Regions from separate parts of the Homo sapiens genome. Here regions 1 and 2 are each linked to region 3. Evidence: read pairs that join two places in POLR2A ChIA-PET (ENCODE). Cell type or tissue: OCI-LY7. All regions are shown on one strand. Links, peaks and the distances in the headings refer to the core of each region. The heading gives the core; the rest is flanking DNA.

Region 1 (6,335 bases), core at 17-5,016, 48 kb before region 3:
TCTTGTTATTGAACAAATCAATGGAGAGCCAGCATCTTCAACAAACCTTCTCAAAAAGCTTTAGGTAAAAATTAATTTTTGAGTTATAGGGAAATGGGCTTTTCCACACAAATTAATTTTCTTAGTAAACAAAACTAGTCCCTTTAAGGCACCAACTCTTGTAAAACTGTTGACCGTTGTTACATTAATAGAGATCTTTTTGAACTATGACACCCATGTCTCTGTTTTATGAAACTCTGTAATGAATATAATCTAACTATTTATTGATGCTGTAGGATTATACAATACAGAATCACATATCTGACATCTCAGAGTGGGCCAAGTATGGCCTGCTAATACCAGAGAGGAGAAGAGAACCAGCATTGAACACATCCGCTGGGATGGACTGGAACTTGGTGATGCTGATAGGGCCAACAGGCGTTCAAAATAGTTCCAGTTATCAGGTTATAGTTTGTGAAAGCAGTTGTCAGTGTTGGATTAGGCAGCAGCTGGATAGAGTCAAGCTGACACAGAATCAAGTACTTCAGAAGGAGAGACTCTGAAATTCAGGCCAGCAGGTTGGAGGTGGTAACTGGGAAGTCCGTTCAAAGACTGTCAGGGTCTATAGCCACCACCTGTATGAAGGCAAAATTTAATTTCCAGTTGCCTGCACAGCACAGTTATCTCTAGTTATAAGAATAAGGACTCACAGAAAGAGCTCAAAGTCACAGAGTATGTGGCTGGAGTTGGTTAAAAATCTTTCTTAGGCGGGGAAAGGTTGGGTAACTTGCCTAAGGTCATACTGTGAAGGTGCACGCCCAGAATTCTATCACAGGCGAACTCCCTATCTGTCTCTGCTACTTCGCTCTATTCATTTTAAAATAAAACAAACATTTTACTATTTTGGCAAATGTAGAAATGACTGGATTTGTTTTTCTGATTCTAAGGAAAATTCCAACTATACAACTCTAGAGTCACATAATTCATTTTTGAAGGGACAAGAGTGAGTTACATATTTATCTATAAGAAAAATATGTTGTTGTTATAGAACTGATTACTATAGGGGTACCTTAAGAATTATCTGTCTTAAATTCCTACAACCTAAAATTAAACCTTTCAAAAGGAGCCAGTGAATCGCTATGAAAATAGCACAGTTCAATTAGATTTAAATTAAACACTGGTTTCAAATTTGGGATACTAAAAATAAATTATTATAACTGTGAATTCTAAATTATTCTACCTATTAAAAAACCTAAATTAATATATTTAAAATTTGATAATGAGCTAAAAACATTTAGTTCAAAGGAACTACATTTTCATGATATGAAAAACAGAACTTTTGTTCTTCCTCATCCTCAGACTCTCAAAAAAAAAACACAGAATATTATTAAGAAACAATGATCAGGCTGGGCGTGGTGGCTCATGCCTGTAAACCCAGCACTTTGGGAGGCCAAGGTGGGTGGATGGTGAGGTCAGGAGTTCAAGACCAGTCTGGCCAAGATAGTGAAACCCCGTCTCTACTAAAAATACAAAAAAAATTAGCCAGGCACAGTGGCAGCCGCCTGTAATCCCAGCTACTCGGGAGGCTAAGGCAGGAGAATCGCTCGAACCCCAGATGGCAGAGGTTGCAGTGAGCCAAGATCACACCACTGCATTCCAGCCTGGGTGACAGAGTGAGACACTGTCTCAAAAAAAAAAAAAAAAAGCAATGATCTCTCAGGTTCTTACTTTAAATTATTCTTAGATGATTACTATTTTGTTACTTAAATTACCAACAATAAAAGGATTTCTATTTGAATTCAGGTATTTTTCACCTTATATTCTCCATTATTGCCTTCCTGAGATTCAGTTCTAAAGAAGACTAAACTTGCCTCCACTCTAATCCTGCATTTCCTCTTTCCAAAAAGGCATTTCCTCTTGATTACTCCACTTCAAGCTCTAAATATATGTCAGTTCTGGGACTGTGAATGATGATGGTGCTTTGCAAAAACAGGTTAAAAAATATCAAATAGGTGAAGGAAGCTGCAAGTAGGGTCTTGGCCAGGCAATGGGCCAGCAAGATGGAAAAACAGGAGTTGAGTAAGACCCAAGAACCAAAGGGCAGGACAAATTAGTGACCTAGAAGCCAAAGGCAGGCAGAATTTAGAGTATGCCAGAAACTAGGCATGCAGATAGCAACAAAAGAGATCAGAAATCCCAAAGGAGAATGCTTTAGGAGACTAGGCATGCCACAAGCCAGGCAGGGTTAGGGACCCTGTGAGTAAAAGGGGTGGTCAGGAGGTAAGAGCACAGTCTCAGCAAGAGGTAGGGGCAGCAGAAGTCAAGCACCCGTGCAAAGAAGCCTCCAAGGAGACCTTGATTCTCAGGCTAAACAGTGTCCTGCCTGGGACTGTCAGAAGAAGTAGAAAAAGACACCTAGTTGCCCAGGGAATATGAATTTGGACCGACCAGAGCAGGTCTTTCCTTTTCCTACGGTTAACAAATGATTTGGCTCCATGACCAGATAGCTGGCGAATTTTCTTCACTTTTGGATGCTTTTATCCTGACACTCTCTGCTGCTCTCTTCCTAGGTAATGTAGAGTTCTTAATCGGTACCCACAGATGCTGCACTGATTCAACTTGGCAAGAGACTTAGAGCGTCTCAGGACAAGTTGGAAACTGAAAATAGATTCTGCCCATTGACTCAGCAGGATTGGGGGGTTGCCTCTTAATAATCGCACACCAAGTTAGAACTCGTCATGTCTAAGATGTCCTATTCCAGTGTGGTCTCATTTTGTTCCAAAGGTGGTTTTCTTTTTTAAAAACAGAAGTATTGACAGTTGGTCCCATGTTATATTTTTCCGCTTTACAGACTCTAACAAAGTTCTACAGATATGAAAGTCTGGTGACATTTCCCTTCTCTTTATAAAGTGTGGATTTCACAGAACCCACTCCCTGTCAAGGCCATCTGGGGAAGTGTAGAATCTTTTATCTCTCTAGGCAAAAGGGTTTATCTGTTTTACTTCCTTCTTTTAAGCTGAGGACCTTCTGAGGTAGTTTCTTTAATAAGTAAATTACTTTCTTCCCCTGTCTTACCTGACTGTGTTGATAGCAGAAGTGAGGGCATTTTCTTAGAAGATAAGATTTCTTTTACATTGGGTTTATGAATGAGGATTGGTGGGTCTAGTCCCCACCTCCCCACCATGGGGCTGAAATGAAGAGCTGAAGGTCTCATAGGCAATTCTGGGCCACATTCAGTCTTGTTGAGACCTCTTTGGTGTGATTTGTATGAATTTGGATCAGATTACCTGAATTTGAATCCCAGTTATATGATTTTCTGGCTATATGACTTTGAATAAGTCATATACCTAATTTCTCTGGCTTTAGTTTTCTCATTTCTAAAATAGAAAAAAATAATATATCCCAACCTCGTTGTGCAGATTAAACAAAATAATATATCTGAAAGTGCCTTATGTATTTTCTGTAAGTATTCTGTGCATGTTAACAAAATCCTTAAGAAGGTAGGGCGGACAGTGCTCCCTGTAGGTTACCCATCATAGGACTATTTACACCTGAGGCTGTTCTTTCACAGTGCATTATTTATTTATTTTTATTTAATTTATTTATTTATTTATTTATTTATTTATTTATTTTTGAGATGGAGTCTCGCTCTATCACCCAGGCTGGAGTGCAGTGGCAGGGTCTTGGCTCACCACAACCTCTGCCTCCCGGGTTCAAGCCATTCTCCTGCCTCTCAGCCTCCCAAGTAGCTGGGATTACAGGTGCGTGCCACCACACCTGGCTAATTTTTGCATTTTGAATAGAGACAGGGTTTCACCATGTTGGCCAGGCTGGTCTTGAACTCCTGACCTCGTGATCCACCTGCCTCGGCCTCCCAAAGTGCTGGGATTACAGGTGTGAGCCACTGCGCCTGGCCTATTTTTTTAATTAGAGAGGAAGTCTTGCTTTGTTGCCCAGGCTGGAGTGCAGTGATGTAATCATAGCTAGTGCAACCTCAAACTACTGGGCTCAAGTGATCCTTCTGCCTGGGCCTTCCAAAGTGCTAGGATTACAGGTGTGAGCCACCATGCCCAGCCCATAATTTGGTTTTTATTTTATTTTTTAATTTTATTTTGGGAGACAGGTTCTGACTATGTTGACTATGAGTGCAGTGGCTATTCACAGGTGCAATCCCACTACTGATCAGCATGGGAGTTTCGACCTGCTCTGTTTCTGACCTGGGCCAGTTCACTCCTCCTTAGGCAACCTGGTGGTCCCCTACTACTGGGAGGTCACCACACTGATGCCGAACTCAGTGCTGAGACCCAGTGACCACAGTGCACTACATCCCAGAACCCCTACACGCACGCTATCCTCCTGTCCTCTGTCCCCTCCTCCCAAGTGGCTGGAACTACAGGCCTGACACTGCACCCCACTGATGTAGAAAACTCCCAAAAGGCCCTTTTTCTGTAGTCTTCCTCCTGAGTTAAGTGGAAATTTCCAATATGCTGTTCCCTAGAGAAAGTTTAGCTCAAATTTGTTTGTAGGTTTTTTTTTTTTTTTTAGAGGGAGTCTCGCTCTGTCGCCCAGGCTGGAGTGCAGTGGCGTGATCTCCGCTAGGCTGGAGTGCAGTGGTGCGATGGGCTCACTGCAAGCTCCGCCTCCCTGAGTGCATGCCATTCTCCTGCCACAGCCTCCCGAGTAGCTGGGACTACAGGCGCCCGCCATCATGCCCAGCTAATTTTTTTGTATTTTTAGTAGAGACAGGGTTTCACTGTGTTAGCCAGGATGATCTCGATCTCCTGAACTCGTGATCCGCCCATCTCGGCCTCCCAAAGTGCTGGGATTACAGGCATGAGCCACCGCGCCTGGCCGTTTGTTTGTAGCTTTAATGGTAGCTCAGTAGGTCGTTCAGCATCACCGTGTGCTTAAGGAACAGAGATTTTCACCCTAGAAAACAGTCTTTGGAAGGTTGAGTTATTTATCATAGCTCATGTGGTTAGTCATTTAAAACAGTTCAGTGGTTTAGTGGCACCTGTCTTCTGCCCCACCCTCAGCTAATGCCACTGTCCCTCAAATGTTCTGCGTTTAGCCACAGGGCTCTTCTTTCAGTTCCTCCAGTGCCTATAAACCCTCCTGTCACGTGGCTCATGCACATGCTGTTCCCACTTCCCAAAATGCTTCTTGCCTCTCCCCATCCTCTACCAAACTTCTAATTATCCTGCAGATCTCAATTCAGAGAAGTCTTCCCTGACTTCCAAGAAAAGTTCTGATGCCTCTGCAGTCCAACCCACTCATCATCATTGATAATTAGATGTAACTATATTTATGTGATTATTTGATTGATGTCTGTCTTCACTTCTAGATAATAAACTCTATGAGGACACAGGCCATGTTCATTTCTGTTTATCATTTTTATCTGCAGAACCCAGCTGGATGCCTGGTACAAAGGAAACTTATTACAGATATTTAAATAAATAAATGAATTTCCCAGTGGCCAGGGAAAAACAAAGCTATTACAATACTCACAGTGTCTATAAGATAAAAGAGGACCAGATACTTTCAAACAGAAACCAGCTTTGCTTGTGTTATTGTGATATGTAGACAATGTTCTTGTAGGGGAGAAAAAATATATTTTCCTTCTACCCATCTTAGGTTCATTGGCTGGGACCAGTGGAACAAGAGAGATTAACAAGAGAAAAAGCACACAAATTTATTTAATATAAGTTTTACATGACACAGGTGACTTCATAAGGAAATGAGAGCTGAAGAAGCGGTTGAGAGTTTTTATGCTACGTTTGATGAAGAGTAAAGCGTCATGGAGAAATGTGAAAGGATAATGAAAAAGCATGAGCTAGCTAAATGTAATAAACTGGGAGATGGCATGGCCTGTTCACCCAGATTCCCTTTGGTGTTCCTGTGTCAATGGAGATAGGGATGCTCCTTTTCTCCAAGTATGGGAGGGCATCTCTCACATGAGGATCTTATGACTTGCTTCAAGGGAAGGCCGGAATATCCTTCCTGTACATGTTGTTTCTCAAATTCCTTCAGCTTAAAATATTCAGTATGCCAAGTTGCCATATTTTGGAATAGTGTGTGGTGGTTTTTTTTTTTTTAGAGACAAATTCTCACTATGTTACCCAGGCTGGACTTCAACTCCTGGGTTCAAGCAATTCTCCCACCTCAGCCTCCCCAAGTAGCGGGGATTCCAGGTGCATACCACTGTGCCCAACTCTGTAGTGTGTTCCATCATTCTCAACAATTATCCTACAGTTTATACAATGGTGAACGTAATGTATTTCTTTTTTTGTTGTTCTTCTTTTTTTATTTTGAGACAGAGTCTCACTCTGTTGCCCAGGCTGGAGTGCAGTGACATG
Region 2 (7,700 bases), core at 1,470-6,469, 140 kb before region 3:
CAGAATTTTCTAACACCCTCACTGACCCCTATCCTCCCAACATGCTCTTGACTACCATGATAATCATTTGTTTATGTGCTTTTCTAAGTAGTTTAACCACTGATCATGTAACCCTATAATGCAGAGTTTGATGTTGATTGCTTGAACTTTACACAAGTAGAAGCATATTCTATTTCGACTTGCATCCTTCTCTTAGCATTATGAGATTTAACCATGCTGATACATATAGCCAGTTTGTTCATTTTCTTTGCTGTAGAGTATTCCACTGATTTTTCAGTAAGCAATTTTTATACTTTTATATACAAACAATATAAAGATTTAAAAATGTATACTTTTCTCTTCAACTTCTGTAAGGAAAAAAAATCCACATAATATGGAGCTGCATTCTGTGCCAGTCACCGCAGGAGACACTCTGTGTATCCCACATATTATATACAATGTTCCTGAAAATCACAGACTTAGAATGTTTGAAAGAGACTTTGGAAACATATAATTCAACCACATGCTGATGTGATATTAGGCTTAGAATGTTAAACAGCTTTGGCTCTAACTCGGTTGTGCCAGGAGGAAGTCTAAAGATTTTACACAGGAAGTGTCACAGACATGCCCTGGGGTGGGTGCAATTCTAGGTCTTAGCCACTGAGGAAGTGACTTCTCCTGGCAAAAGCTGAAGACTATAATCCTTTCCCTTGCTGCTGCTGCTTTAGAGAACACAGGCCAGGCACATATTGAAAGAGCTTCAAGGCTAAGAAAACATAAAAGGCATCTCTAGGGTTAAAAAAGCAGGCATGCAGATGGCTTTTAATTAACAATTAGACAGCCAGTATCTTACAGAGCATATAGGAGGAAGATGCAACCTCTACTAGCAATCTATATATAAAAGGAATGTTGGCATTTGCAATTGCAGGTAAAAAGAACTCATCATAGGGATCTTCAACATCCCAGTGCAGAAGGACAAGGATAAGTAAAAAAACTAAGTGTTTTGATTTTCTATTGCTGTATAACAAACCATCTAAAAACTTGGAGGCTTAAAATAACTATCTATTTGTCTCTCATGGTTCTGAGGGATGATGACTAAGCTAAGCTCTTTAAGGTTCTCATGCATTTGTGATCAAGACTGGAGCCATCTGAAGGACTATGTGGGTTGGATGGGCAGACAGATGGCTTCTTCATTCACATGTCCAACCTCTCAACTTAGGTGGCTGGAACAGCTTTATGTGGCTAGCTGGGATTCTTCAAAGTTTGGTGGTGTCAAGGTAATTGAACTTCTTACATGATGGCTGACTTTGCTCAGAGTGAGTGTTCCAAGACAGCAAAGGGGAGGCTGCATCATTTCTGTAGAATTCTTTTGGTTAGAAATGGCCAGCTCAGAATTAATATAGGAGAGGACCACATAAGGGCATGACTACTAGTAGGCATGGCTCACTGAGGGGTCTTCTTTGGAGACTAGCTACCACCCCAGAAGAGGATCAGCAAAGCAGGGTCTAGGGGTAAGGAGAAAAGCACTGGGGACATCTCAACCAGAATAGACAGCTTTCTTAGCCATTCTAATTAAGGGTTCTTCCTTCTGCCTTAGAGGAGAACTGGAAGTTGCTATTAGAATCCATTAATAGTATTTGTAGTCACATGTATTTATGCCTAAGTTGACTGAAAACAGTTCTCATTCCATATGATGGGCTCAATAACTATCAGCAAATCTTTTGCTGTGTACACAAAGTTCCATGATAAAGAACTCCAAAGTATTAGAAATTGTTCATGATATTAAGAGCGGTGGCTCACACCTATAATCCCAGCACTTTGGGAGGCTGAGGATTGCTTGAGCTCAGGAGTTTGAGACCAGCCCAGGCAACAAAGTGGGACCCCATCTCTACAAAAAATAAAAAATAAAAAATTAGCTGGGTGTGATGGCACGTGCCTGTGATCCCAGCTACACAGGAGGCTGAGGTAGGAGGATTGCTTAAGCCCAGGAGTTCAAGGCTACAGTGAGCCATGTTCACACCACTGCACTCTAACCTAGGTGACAGAGCAAGACCCTGTCTTAAAACAAACAAACAAAAAAAAACAACTCCTTGAGATATGGATATAATAGAATTCATATTACCTTATTATTTCAGTTAAGATTCCAGCATCAGAATCTTAACTGAAGATTCAGTTAAGATTAATGGGCAAATCAGGTGTCCATTTCTCCCTTTGATTAGGCCTAACATGCCACATTGGATCTAGTGCTTACTAAAACATACAATAGCCATACACAAATCTTTGATGGGAATCCTAATTGGCACTTAAACTCACTAATGATTCAATTACTAAAAATAAAGTTTAACTCTGTTTTACCTAAACTTGGAGATGAGAATGCATGGTCCTTTTATACTTCAGATTCTAAAGCATATTTTAGGGCAAAATTTACTTGGAGTAGTTACTTCTAAGGACTTACAAGCTTATTAATATAACAATTTTCAACACAGCTTAGACTCTTGGAGTATCCAGGGGCTGATTATAATTTAGATAAAACTTTATTACTGTAAAGGGTTTTAAAAAATAATTAACTTTAATTGCTAATATTCTGTGAGATTGGTGAAAGAGGCTACGGGTTTCTGAAGCTTCCTTTCCAGTCTTTATTCATGTGACTCCTAGACACATGGTAATTAAATATTGAAACATAATCTCCCCTTGATACATAAAAAAAGCAGAGGTATATGTCCAAATACTGAAGAGACCAGGGAGGGGTGGAAGAGGTTGTTCACCTCCAAGTGTCAGTATTCTGCCTTTGTTATCACTGAAAGGACTGTGGTTGCTCAGGGAATGTGGTCCCAAAGGAGCTACTGTTGATACAGCCTGAGAATCAGTGAGGAGATGCTATTCCCATTGGTTGGTACTCTGACATAGATTTCCAGGAGTCCCAGAACAGAACAACATTTCTTTAACAACAACAACAACAAAAATTGGAAAGTGACTATCTAATTCATTTTTTTTTTGGAAGGAGTCTCACTCTGTCTCCCAGGCTGGAGTCTCAGTTCACTGCAACCTCCGCCTCCTAGGTTCAAGTGATTCTCCTACCTCAGTCTCCCAAGTAGCTGGGATTACAGGTGTGCACCACCACACCCAGCTAATTTTTGTATTTTTAGTAGAGATGGGGTTTTGCCATGTTGGCCAGGTTGGTCTCTAACTGCTGACCTCAGGTGATCCGCCCACCTCGGCCTCCCAAAGTTCTGGGATTATAGGCATGAGCTACCGTGCCCAGTCCCATCTAATCCATTCTAATCAGCCATCTCTGAAGGTAAATACTTAGTTTGTTAAGCAATTAAAACATAAGTGGAATATAAAATGATAAATACATTAGAGCTAGAAGAGTTTTCAGTGAACTCAGTCAGATTCCATCCTTCTTATTGAAATAATGCCAGATTGTTATGCCCAGTGGAGAAAAAATGGACAATAAAGAATTATATTAAAAAACTAAATGATACCGTTTGACATATTCCTTTCCTAGCTGTTTTCCATGTTTAAAATGTATTATATTTTAAGAAAAATAAAGTTGGGGTCATATGATACATATTACTTATCTCTTTTTCTCATTTAACATAAACATGTTCTTATGCCATTATATAGTGTTGATATATCTTCAAAAAATTGATATTTAAGACTGGGCACAGAGGCTCATGCCTGTAATCCCAGCACTTTGGGAGGCCAAGGTGGGTGGATTGCTTGAGTCCAGGAGTTCGAGACCAGCCTGGATAACACAGTGAGACCCTGTCTCTACAAAAAATAAAAAATTACCCAGGCACGGTGGCTTGCACCTGTAGTCCCAGGTACTTGGAAGGCTGAGGCAGGAGGATTGCTTGAGCTGGGGAGATTGAGGCTGCAGTAAGTGATGATGTGCTACTGTACTCCAGCTTGGGCGACAGAGCATGACCCTGTCTAAAAAAAAAATTGATATTAAAAAAATTTTCTTTTTAAATAAAGACAGGGTGTCACTATGTTACCCAGGGTGGTCTCCAATTCCTGGGCTCAAGCAATTGGCCTGCCTCAGCCTCCCAAAGTGCCAGGATTATATGCGTGAGCCACTGTACCCATACTGTAAAATGTTATACATCCACTTAAATATCAATTTTTTTTTTGGTATTTAAATGGATGTATAACATTTTACAGCACAGGTGTGCCATAACTTATCTAACCCTATCTGTATTGTTGAACATTTTTATTATTTCCAATATTGTGCTATAATATTGGATAGTGATAACAAACAATATTAATGAAAGCCAATATTTATTAGTGCTACTCTGTAGAGGAATGTTAAAAGCACTTTCTATATATTAATATACTTAATCCTCATAAAAACTCTATGAGCTGATGTGGTAAATTAGTCAGGAGTTGGAAAACTATGACCCATGAGCCAAATCCAGTCTGCTGCTTGGTTTTATAAATATAGCTTATTGGAACACAGTTACTCTAGTTGTCGATACATTATTATCTAAGGCTGCTTTCATGCTATAATGGCAGAGTTCAGTGGTTGTAACAGAGACAATATGGCCAACAAAGCAAAAAATATTTACTATCTGGCTCTTTACCGAAATAGTTTGCTGACCTCTGGACTGTTCAGCAAATACTCATTCTCTCCCACCGCCTCACCTTCCCTGCCTCATTGGTGTTGGGCTCAGCCATGTGACTTGCTTTAGTCAATGTTTGCTAAGTGCAAACATTAGATGCAAATAAAAGTATGCAATTGGGCCAGGTGTAGTGGCTCACACCTGTAATTCCAGCACTTTAGGAGGCCAAGCAGGAGGATCACTTGAGCCCAGGAGTTTGAGACCAACTAGAGAAACATAGGAAGACCCCATCTCTACTAAAAAAAAAAAAAAAAAAAAAATTAGCTAGGCATAGTGGCATGTGTCTGTAATCCTAGCTACCTGGGAGGCTGAGGTGAGAGTATTGATTGAGACTGGGATGTCATGGCAGCAGTGAGCTATGATCACACCACTGTACTCTAGCCTGGGTGACAGAGGGAGACCCTGTCTCAAAAACAAAAGCAAAGAAAAGGAAAGAAAAAGAAAACTATGCAACTGGACTTGCTCTCTTTCATGTCAGATACTGCCAGTAAAACAGATCCCTACTAGTCTACTGATACACACAAAAATAAATGATACTGTAGCCCCTTGAACCAAAATGATGTCCTGAAGTCAAGCCAAGCCTAGAATAGTGGAACTCCAGCTGACCTGTAGATGTGTGATTGAGAAATAAATGCTTATGGTATGTCACTAAGTTTTGGGGAAATTTATTATGCAGCGTTGCTGGGGTAACTAACTGATACTGGAGGGGACTACTATTATCCCTTTACAAGAATTCTATAAGTAGGGGACTATTCGTCATTTTACAGATGGGAAAACTGAGAACATACAGAGGATAAGCAAGGCCATACTAGTCATAACTAGGAGAAGCAGGCTTTGAATGGAGGCAGTCTGGCTTCAGAGCCTGCACTCACTCTACTCTACTGCCTATTGCATTAAATACATAAATAGTTACCTGAGTTTTTTTTTAAATTAGGTAAGAATTTATTAAATAATAATCTAGTATGGAACACTATTCTTTTTTTACCCATCACCTCAAACGTTGATCATTTCTTTGTATTTGGAACATTCAAAATCCTCTCCTCTACTATTGGAAAATATACAATGAATTGTTAATTATAGTCACCCTATATTACTATAGAACACTTGAACTTACTTCTCCTATCTAGCTGTGCTTTTGTTATCTGTTAACCAATCCTTGGTTATTGCCCTCCTCCCCTTACCCTTCCCCACCTCTAGTAACCGCTCTTCTACTCTCTACTTCTATAAGCTCAACTTTTTAAACTTTCACATGTGAGTAAGATCATGCAGCATTTACCTTTTTGTACCTGGCTTATTTCACTTAATATAATGTCCCCCAAGCTCATCCATGTGGCTGTGAATGGCAAAATTTCATTGCTTTTTATAGCTAGATAGTATTCCATTATGTATATATATCACATTTTCTTTATTCATCTGTTGATGAACACTTAGGTTTATTCCATATCTTGGCTATTGTGAATAGTGCTACAATAAATATAAGAGTACAGATACTTCTTCAACATACTGATTACCTTTCCTTGGAATATATGCCCAGTAGTGGAATTTCTGGATCATATGGCAGTTTCATTTGCAGTGTTTTGAGGAACCTCCATGTTGAGTTCCATAATGGCTACACTAATTTACATTTCCACAAACAGTGTAAGAGAGTTCCTACTTCTCCACATCCTCACCATCATTTATTTTTTGTCTTTTTGAAAATAGCCATTATAACTGGGTTTAGATATCTCATTGTGGATTTTATTTGCATTTCCCTGATGATTAGTGATGTTAAGCATTTTTTCATGTACCTGTCTTCTTTTGAAAGATGTGTCCATTCAGCTCATTTGCCCAGTTTTAAATAGAATTATGTGTTATTGTTGTTGGTTTGCTGTTGAGCTCTTTGTATATTCTGGATATTAATTCCTTGTTAGATGAATAGTTTGCAAATATTTTCTCTCATTCTGCACGTTGTCTCTTCACTCTGTTGATTTTTTTCCTTTGCTGTGCAGAAGCTTTTTTGTTTGATATAATCCCATTTGTCTATTTTGCCTGTGCTTTTGAGGTCTTCTCCATAAGATCTTTGCCCAAACTACTGTCATAAAGTGTTTCCCCTAGGCTTTTTACTAATAGTTTCATAATTTCATGCCTTCTATTCAAGTCTTTAATCCATTTTGAGTTGACTTTTAATATGGTGAAAGATAGAGGTCTGTTTTCACATTTCTCCATATGGCTATCCAGTTTTTCCAACACTACTTACTGAAGAGATAGTCCGTTTCCCAATAAATGTTCCTGGCACCTTCATCAAATATCAGATAGCTGTTTATTTCTGGGTTCTGGGTTCTGTACCACTGGTTTATTGGTCTGTTTTTATGGCTAGTACCATGCTGTTTTTGTTATTATAGCTTTGTAGTATATTTCGAAATCTGGTAGTGTGATGCCTAAAGCTTTGTTCTTTTTTCTCAGGATTACTTTGGCTATTCAGGGTCTCTTATAGTTCTATATTAGTTTTAGGATTGCTTTTTTATATTTCAGTGAATAATGTCATTGGTATTTTGATAGGGATTGCACAGAATCTGTAGATTGCTTTTGGTAGTATGGTCAAGTTAACAATATTCATTCTTCCAATCCATTAACATGAGATATCTTTCCTTTTTTTTTTTAAATCAACAATTGACAGGGTATCACTCTGTCACACAGGCTGGAGTGCAGTGATGTAATCTCGACCCACTGCAGCCTCTGTCTCCTGGGCTCAAGCAATCCTCCCACCTCAGCCTCCCAAATAGCTGAGACTACAGACATGTTCCACCATGCTCAGCTAATTATTTTGTATTTTTGGTGGAGACAGGGTTTTGCCATGTTGCCCAGGCTGGTCTTGAACTACTGAGCTCAAGCAATGTGCCTGCCTTGGCCTCCCAAAGTGCTGAGATTACAGGCGTGAGCCACCATGCCCAGCTGTCTTTCCATTTTTTTGTGTGTCCTCTTCAATTTCTTTCATCAGTGTTTTATAGTTTTCCTTGTAGAGATCTTTCATCTCCTTAAATTTATTCCTAGGTTTTATGTATTTATTTATTTATTGTAGTTATTGTAAATGGGATTTCTTTCTTAATTTCTTTTTCT
Region 3 (7,700 bases), core at 1,596-6,595:
CTGAGGCAGGAGAATCACTTGAACCCCAGGAGGTGGAGGTTGCAGTGAGCCAAGATCACACTACTGCACTCCAGCCTGGGTGACAGAGTGAGACTCTGTCAAAAAAAAAAAAAAAAAGCTATCAAGCCATGAAATGGCATGGAGGAAACTTAAATGCATATTTCTAAGTGAAAGCACCCAGTCTGAAATGGCTATACATTGCACAATTCCAATTATATGACATTCTGGAAAAGGCAAAACTATAGAGACAATAAATCTCCAGCAATTGCCAGGGGTTGAAAATGGGGGTTCATTATGAAGGTGAAGCACAGGAGATATTTAGGGAGGTGAAACTATTCGGTATGATACTGTAATGGTGGATACATGACATTATGCATTCATCAAAACCCACAGATAGAACACAAAGAGTGAACCATAATGTATGCAGATTAAGTAAAGTCATTTAGGAGGTAGGAGAGTTCCAGGAAGGGAGGCAGACAATGGCAGTAAAATCTAACTGTATTAAAAATGTATGAAACAACCTCACTGAAGGAAGTAGGGGGAACACATACTGACCTAAAGTTACTTTGGAAATGAGTGGAATATGTAAGACTAAAGGCAAAAGAAATCGCACACTAAAAGCACGTAAGAACACTTCTTTAAAAATGCAATAAAAACAAAAATAAATAAACAGGACTTAAACTACAAAGCTTCTGTATAGCAAAATAAATAATCAACAGAGTAAACAGACAACCTTTAGAATGAGAGAAAATGTTTGCAAACTATACATCTGACAAAGGACTAATATCCAAAATCTATAAGGAACCCAAACTAATCAGCAAAAATAAAACAAATAATCCCATTAAAAACTGGGCAAATGATATGAATAGACATTTCTCAAAAAAAGATATACAAATGGCCAAAAAACATGAAAAATACTCAACATCACTAATATCAGGCAAATGCAAATTAAAACCACAATGAGATACCACCTTACCCCAGTCAGAATGGCCATTTGAAAAAGTCAAAAAACAATAGAGGTTGGTGCAGAAGTGGTGAAAAGGGAATGCTTGTACACTGTTGGCGGGAATATAAATTAGTACAACTTCTATGGAAAAAAGTGTGGAGATTTCTCAAAGAACTAAAAGTAAATCTACCATTCGATCCAGTAATCCTACTACTAGGTATCTACCCAAAGGAAAAGAAGTCATTATATAAAAAAAGACATGTGGCTAGGTGCGGTGGCTTACACCTGTAATCCCAGCACTTTGGGAGGCCGAGGCAGGCAGATCACCTGAGGTCAGGAGTTTGAGACTAGCCTGGCCAATATGGTGAAACCCCATCTCCACCAAAAATACAAAATTCAGCTGGGTGTGGTGGTACACGCCTGTGATCCCAGCTACTTGGGAGTCTGAGTGAGGCAGGAGAATCGCTTGAACCCAGGAGGTGGAGGTTGCAGTGAGCTGAGATCACACCACTCTACTCCAGCCCGGGTGACAGAGCAAGATTCTGTTTCAAACAAACAAACAAAAAAAGACACTCGCACTCATATGTTTATTGCAGAACAATTCACAATTACAAAGATATGAAATCAACCTAAGTGCCCATCAACAGATGAGTGGATAAAGAAAATGTGATATACATATACCATGAAATACTACTCAGCCATAAAAAGAACAAGATAATGTATTTTGCAGCAACTTGGATGGAACTGAAGGCCGTTATTCTAAGTGAAGTGACTAAAAAATAGAAAACCAAATACCATATGTTCTCACTTATAAGTGGAAGCTAAGCTATGGATGTGCAAAGGCATATAGACTGGTATAATGGACACTGGAGACTCAGAAGCGAGGGATGGTGGAAGGAGGGTGGGGAGAAAAAATTACCTGTTGGGTACACTACACACAGATATACTAAAAGCCCAGATTTCACCACTGTACAATGTATCTATGTAACCAAAAACCACTTTTACCTCTAAAGCTACTGAAATAAAAACAAATTAAAAAAATAATGCTGCTTTAGTTGATAAAGTTGTTTCATTTGGGGGCATGGGTTAACAATTCTGATACTGCTACACATGTGTACTGGAACTAAATGATTGAGTAAATAGATGGCAGATTGTAGGAACCAGGTTTCTCACTGCTGGAGTGGGAATTTACAGATAAGCAAGGAGAAAAAGCTAGAATGATCCATATATTAATGGATTAAAGTTAGACACATCAGTAAGAACTCATATTTAGTTTAATTTGGATATAGATTGTTTTTTTAAGAGACAGGGTCTTGTTCTATTGCCCAGGCTGGAGCGCAATGGTGTGATCATAGCTCACTGCAGCCTTGAACTCTTGGGCTCAAGCAATGCTCTCACCTTAGCCTGTTGAACAGCTGGGACTACAGGCATGCACCACTACATCCAGGTAAATTATTTTTAATTTTTTAGAGTTGAGTCTCTCTATGTTGCCCAGGCTGGTCTCAAACTCCTGACCTCAAGAGATCTTCCCGCCTCAACCTTCTCAGTAGCTGGAATTCTGGGCATGAGCCACTGCACCCGACCTATATAAAAATATTTATAGATAGATGTATATACACTGGTTAGTATCCACACAATTATTTATTTGATCTGTTAGCAGAGAAGTCCTAAAAGACCTAGCATATTCTCTAGTACACAGACACCTACCATCCAGATCTCGGTTCCTAATACCATTATCTAACAAAAGGAACTAAGGGTTTTTTTGGAGACATGACTGATTCTAGAACTGGGGAAGGAAAGACACAAGATGTACCTGGAGCATGTTGCAGTGCCGAAAAGTAAGGAAGTGCTAGAAAAAAAAAATCATGTTGTTGGATTATGTCAAAGGGGCATAAGAGCCAACTGAAAGAGTTCCCGGTGACCAAAGGGGAAACAATTTGAGCAAAAAAAAATAAAATAAAAGTAATACTGAATTATAACCTAAAGTATAAAACAAGTATGCATGAGTTAACAATGTTATAAATACATAATTGAATAAATTAATAAGTGGGAGGAAGAGACAAATTGTCCATACAGAAGAATTGCAAGTGATTTATGTAGATACTCTGCCACCCTCCAAAAAGGGAGCATACATCCACTTCTTATGTGTGGGCAGCACATGGTGACTTCCCTCCAAAGATTATGGAAAGAGAGGAAAAAGAGTAACTTTACAGTGGAGAAACTTGGCAAAAACCACTTCAGCCAGTGTCATAAATCATGATGACTGTATATCCAGGGATACGATGTGATGAAAATGGCACTTTGCCTCTATGATCTTCCTCCTGTGGCCTCATAACCCCAATCTAAGACAAGAAAAACATCAAATTCCAATTGGAGAACATGCTCCAAGACACTTGACCAGTACTCCTCAAAGCTCAATTTTTCTGTAAATCTAAAACCGTTCTAGAAAATAAAATCTGACCAGGCATGGTGGCACACACCTGTAATCCCAGCACTTTGGGAGGCTGAGGTGGGAGGACTGCTTGAGGCCAAGAGTCGAGACCAGCATGGTCAACACGGTGAGACCCTATCTCTATAAAAAATTTTTTTTAATAAAAAGAAAAGAAAATCTATTTTTTAAAAATTTACTGACACATAGTTGTTATTATTGTTATTATTATTATTATTACTTTGAAACAGAGTCTGGCTCTGTCACCCAGGCTGCAGTGCAGTGTTGCAATCTCAGCTCATTTCTACCTCTGCCTCCTGGGCTCAAGCCATCCTTCCACCTCAGCCTCCAGGGTAGCTGGGACTAGAGGTGCACACTACCAAACCTGGCTAATTTTAGTACTTTTTTTCGTAGAGATAGAGTTTCACCATGTTGCCCAGGCTGGTGGCAAACCCCTGGGCTCAAGAGATTCTCCCACCTCGGCCTCCCAAGGTGCTAGGTAGGATTACAGGCGTGAGCCACAGCACCCGGCCAATTGCTCATCAGTAAATGACCCAAGGCCCAGAGAAGTTAAATAATTTCCCCAAGTTAGCAAAAGTGTAAATTATAATCAGTATAACCTAAATATAAGAATGATCTTTATTGTGATTTGTTCTAATTTACTTAGCAAACATTTATATTATGCTTACTATGTGAGATGCACTATTCTAATTGCTTTTCAAGTATTCTCTCAGTTAATCCTCATTATAATGTCATAAAGAAAGTACTACTATTATTCCCACTTTGCAGACAGAGAACATTTGCCCAAGCTCAAATAGCTAGTAAGTGGCAAAGCTGATGTTTGGATTGAGGCAGTCTAGCTCAGAGATTATGTGCTTGACCACTACACTACTCAGCCTCTCTTATTCAAAGAAAACTTTGAAAAGTCAATTTAAATTAAAGTTTTCTTCACCGTTTTTTGGCATCAAAAATTGTTACAGAACATTAAGTGCAGACAGACAGTTACTATGACTTGCCACTAGGAGGTGTCAAAACTTACAAATCTGTCTAATGACCGTATTTCAAAGGGAGTAAAGGACAGTTTCTCATCTACATTGCCATTAACCTGTTTCCGTTTGCTAGCCCATGAATAAAAAGAAAAACACACAAATGAAATGAGTTCAGAGGTGTTTGAATTTCGTAAAGTGTTTCACTTGTCTTTTTTTTCACCTTTATTATACATGGCCTTCCATATTATACAATTTAACACTTCATTATATACTGTTTTGTTTTCAAGTTGTTTCATTTGTCTTGTGCCCACACTAACATGTAAAGTTTTTGTTAGCAGGGAACATGGCTTATATTAAACTTATTATTTTTAAAAATTGTATAGCACCTAGCATAGTGTTAGGTACTTTATAAACACTTGCTAATCAGTTAAAATGCATAAATACCTTAATTTACATAATAAACGTGTTTTGGGGCTGGCATAAGTGAACTTAAAAATTCACTAGAGGTGCTAGATATTTAAGGGAATCCAATAATGAATCCTTTTTAATTAGATCAAGAAGAACTCTGTAATTTAGCCTCGTGTAAATCTCTATTTTCATATACGGTTCGGCTTAAAGCAGGAAGTACCTGGGTATGCATCATTGGTTGAATAAAAATTTATTTCTGTATCTTGTACAGGTTTAAGAAAGACTTACTTGAATTCTGCCTTTTCTCCTTTCTGATGCTGATGGCAACAAACTGGGGTAGATCAAGTGGTTAAGATGCTGTCTGAAGAGGCCATGACTTGAGATCCCGGTCCTGCCCTGCCTCACTCACTGGCTGAGCAATCCACTTGAGCTTTCTGGGACTCAGTGTCCTCATGTATAAAAAGAGGGAGTTGAATGAGATGAGCTCTTTCAAACTCAACATTCACTTTCCCAGGTAAGGGGGCAGGCAGACAGTAGAAGAGCCTTCACAGATTCTCCCACCAGAATACCACACTTACAGTACTTGTATTCTTTATCTTAGATGCCATTGACATTGCGATAGTGTGTAATGATATAGTCATTGTCCATAAAATATTTAATATTTCCTTTATCCTCCCTGTCATCCAGGACACTATACAAATATAAGGGCAGGTAACAACCTTCTGTTCCAGTTTCAAAGACAAGTATGCTAAGAGACTGGTAGAAGATATGACAGTTGTTGAAACTTTTATTTCTCTCCAAGGCTAACTTAAAGAAAACCCTATGGCTGGGCAAGGTGGCTCACACCTGTAATTCCAGTACTTTGGGAAGCTGAGGTGGGAGGATCACTTGAGCCCAGGAGTTCAAGGCCAGCCTGGGCAACATAGTGAGACCCTGTCTCTACAAAAAAGTAAAAAATTAGCCAGGTGTGGTGGCACACATCTGTAGTCCCAGCTATTTGGGAGGCTGAGGCAGGAGGATTGCTTGAGCCCTGGAGGTTGAGGCTGCAGTGAGCAATGGTTGTGCCACTGCACTCTAGCCTGGCTGAGAGAGCAAGACCCTGTCTCAAAAAATAAAAAATAAAAATAAAATAAAAAAGAAAACCCTCAGATGTTAATTTTTTCCAACAAATAATTATAAACATTCCAAAAGTATAAGATTATTCTGATATTTAATTTTCTACCAAGGGACACTATGGTTCATTTAACTTTAGAATCTATTATTGGCAGAGGTTTAGGGGCCATCTGAGAGGGGTTTATGAGCTGTAAATTGAGTGCACTGAGAGCAATTAAGCATTTAAATTGGAGCGATGTGTAAATTTAACAGCTGGTAGGTGTTGTCAATTGCAAGCTACAGACCACCGGCTTGGCAGAAATCTGCATACAAACTGAAGAAAATCGATGGAATGGTGAAAAGTAGAACCTGGATTTGGTAATTTGGAGCAAACTTCAGATTGCACATACAGCTGAGAACATTTAAGATTAATCTAGAGGTATGGCATCTCCTCTAGGAATGCTTCACTGGACAAAGATTTGTTAAGCTATTTAAAATGTGCTTAAATTACAAGTTAATTACTCTCCCAGTTAATAGCTTGGGATTGTTACAAGAGAATCTGACCTTGAAGGCCAATGTGTATTTATCTCATAATCTTTGTGTGTGTGTGTGTGTGTGTGTGTGTGTGTGTGCTAAAAACAATGGTTGTTGAAGACTTAGAAGCTTCTATTTATGTGCATGGTATTTATAGAATTTATTAAAGCAGTGACTTTTACCATGTTCCCAGGATCCTCCTTAAGGGTTGCCACAAGGGCAAAAGAGAAAAAAACAGGGAGTTTCTGACATACTGATCTTCCAGCTTCCCATCATTGACCAACTTCTTAGTTAAGTAGATGTTTTAAATTCTCAGTAATAAGGCACCGATAATTGTTGAAGAGGAAAAAGATCAGGGGATTTGGATTAAACTTGGTCTGACCTATACTTTCTACTCCTCTTTTTCATATCAAAATCCACCCTTCCAGATCTGTCACTTTTTGAGTTGTTGGGTGTTTTTGTTTTACTTTTTTTTTTTTGAGACACTCACTCTGTCACCCAGGCTGGAGTGCAGTGTCACAATCTGGGCTCACTGCAATCTCCGCCTCTTGGGTTCAAGTGATCCTCGTGCCTCAGCCTCCCGAGTAGCTGAGATTATAGGCGTCACCACCATGCCTGGCTAATTTTTGTGTTTTTAGTAGAGACGAAGTTTTGCCATGCTGGCCAGGCTGGTCACAAACTCCTGGCCTCAGGTGATTACAAGTGTGTGCCACTGTGCCTAGCCTGCTTTCTGAGTTTTTTAAGGTAGCAGATTAAGTAACTTCTGATAAACCGAGGGGCATACATCACCTCAGGAAGCCTTATTTGTTCTACTAATTTTATTTATTTATTTTTTGAGACAGAGTCTCGCTCTGTTGCCCAGGATAGAGTGCAGTGGCACGATCTTGGCTCACTGCAACCTCCGCCTCCCGGGTTCAAGCAATTCTTCTGTCTCAGCCTCCCAAGTAGCTGGGACTACAGGCGCCCACCACCATGCCCGGCTAATTTTTGTATTTTTAGTAGAGACAGGGTTTCACCATATTGGCCAGGCTGGTCTCAAACTCCTGACCTCAAATGATCCACCTGCTTCGGCCTCCCAAAGTGCTGGGAATTACAGGAGTGAGCCACTGAGCTCGCCCTTGTTCTACTAATTTAAAAATGGAATGTTTTTACAAGTTTGAAGAGTTTTTTAGGGCTGCTATAGTTTCTTTGGCTCCTTAACCTTCTTACCTTAGAATAGACAAGATCCTAAAACACATTCTCAGGCTCCCATGCATTCATGATCTCATTCAACCAACAATGAAACAAAGATGAATAAGACTGT

The links. ChIA-PET counts read pairs that join two places held together with the same protein. Peaks named below come from ENCODE experiments on the same cell type or tissue, not always from the same donor. Only the 100,000 strongest peaks of a DNase experiment are listed, where the experiment ranks them.
Region 1: POLR2A ChIA-PET joins it to region 3 with 7 read pairs; 8 of 35 experiments call an interaction of 5 or more read pairs at or near these places.
Region 2: POLR2A ChIA-PET joins it to region 3 with 6 read pairs; 2 of 35 experiments call an interaction of 5 or more read pairs at or near these places.

Annotation. Positions count from the first base shown.
Region 1 is chr1:92,970,733-92,977,067 of GRCh38, forward strand. It overlaps the pseudogene RN7SL692P. Among named protein-coding and RNA genes, the nearest start is that of DIPK1A, 12 kb to the left of the region's middle. RefSeq lists an enhancer at 3,005-3,194. In OCI-LY7, for the core only: no CTCF peak of the experiment used is centred there; DNase peaks (open chromatin) are centred at 2,653, 2,979, 3,979 and 4,599; H3K4me3 peaks cover 3,437 bases; H3K27ac peaks cover 3,771 bases.
Region 2 is chr1:92,882,413-92,890,112 of GRCh38, forward strand. The region is part of intron 1 of DIPK1A (divergent protein kinase domain 1A); the gene reads right to left. Among named protein-coding and RNA genes, the nearest start is that of SNORA66, 46 kb to the left of the region's middle. In OCI-LY7, for the core only: no CTCF peak of the experiment used is centred there; no DNase peak of the experiment used is centred there; H3K4me3 peaks cover 158 bases; H3K27ac peaks cover 276 bases.
Region 3 is chr1:93,017,362-93,025,061 of GRCh38, forward strand. No RefSeq gene overlaps it. Among named protein-coding and RNA genes, the nearest start is that of MTF2, 58 kb to the right of the region's middle. RefSeq lists a silencer at 4,251-4,545. In OCI-LY7, for the core only: CTCF peaks have their summits at 4,386 (motif pointing right) and 4,606; DNase peaks (open chromatin) are centred at 4,420 and 5,230; H3K4me3 peaks cover 2,014 bases; H3K27ac peaks cover 2,037 bases.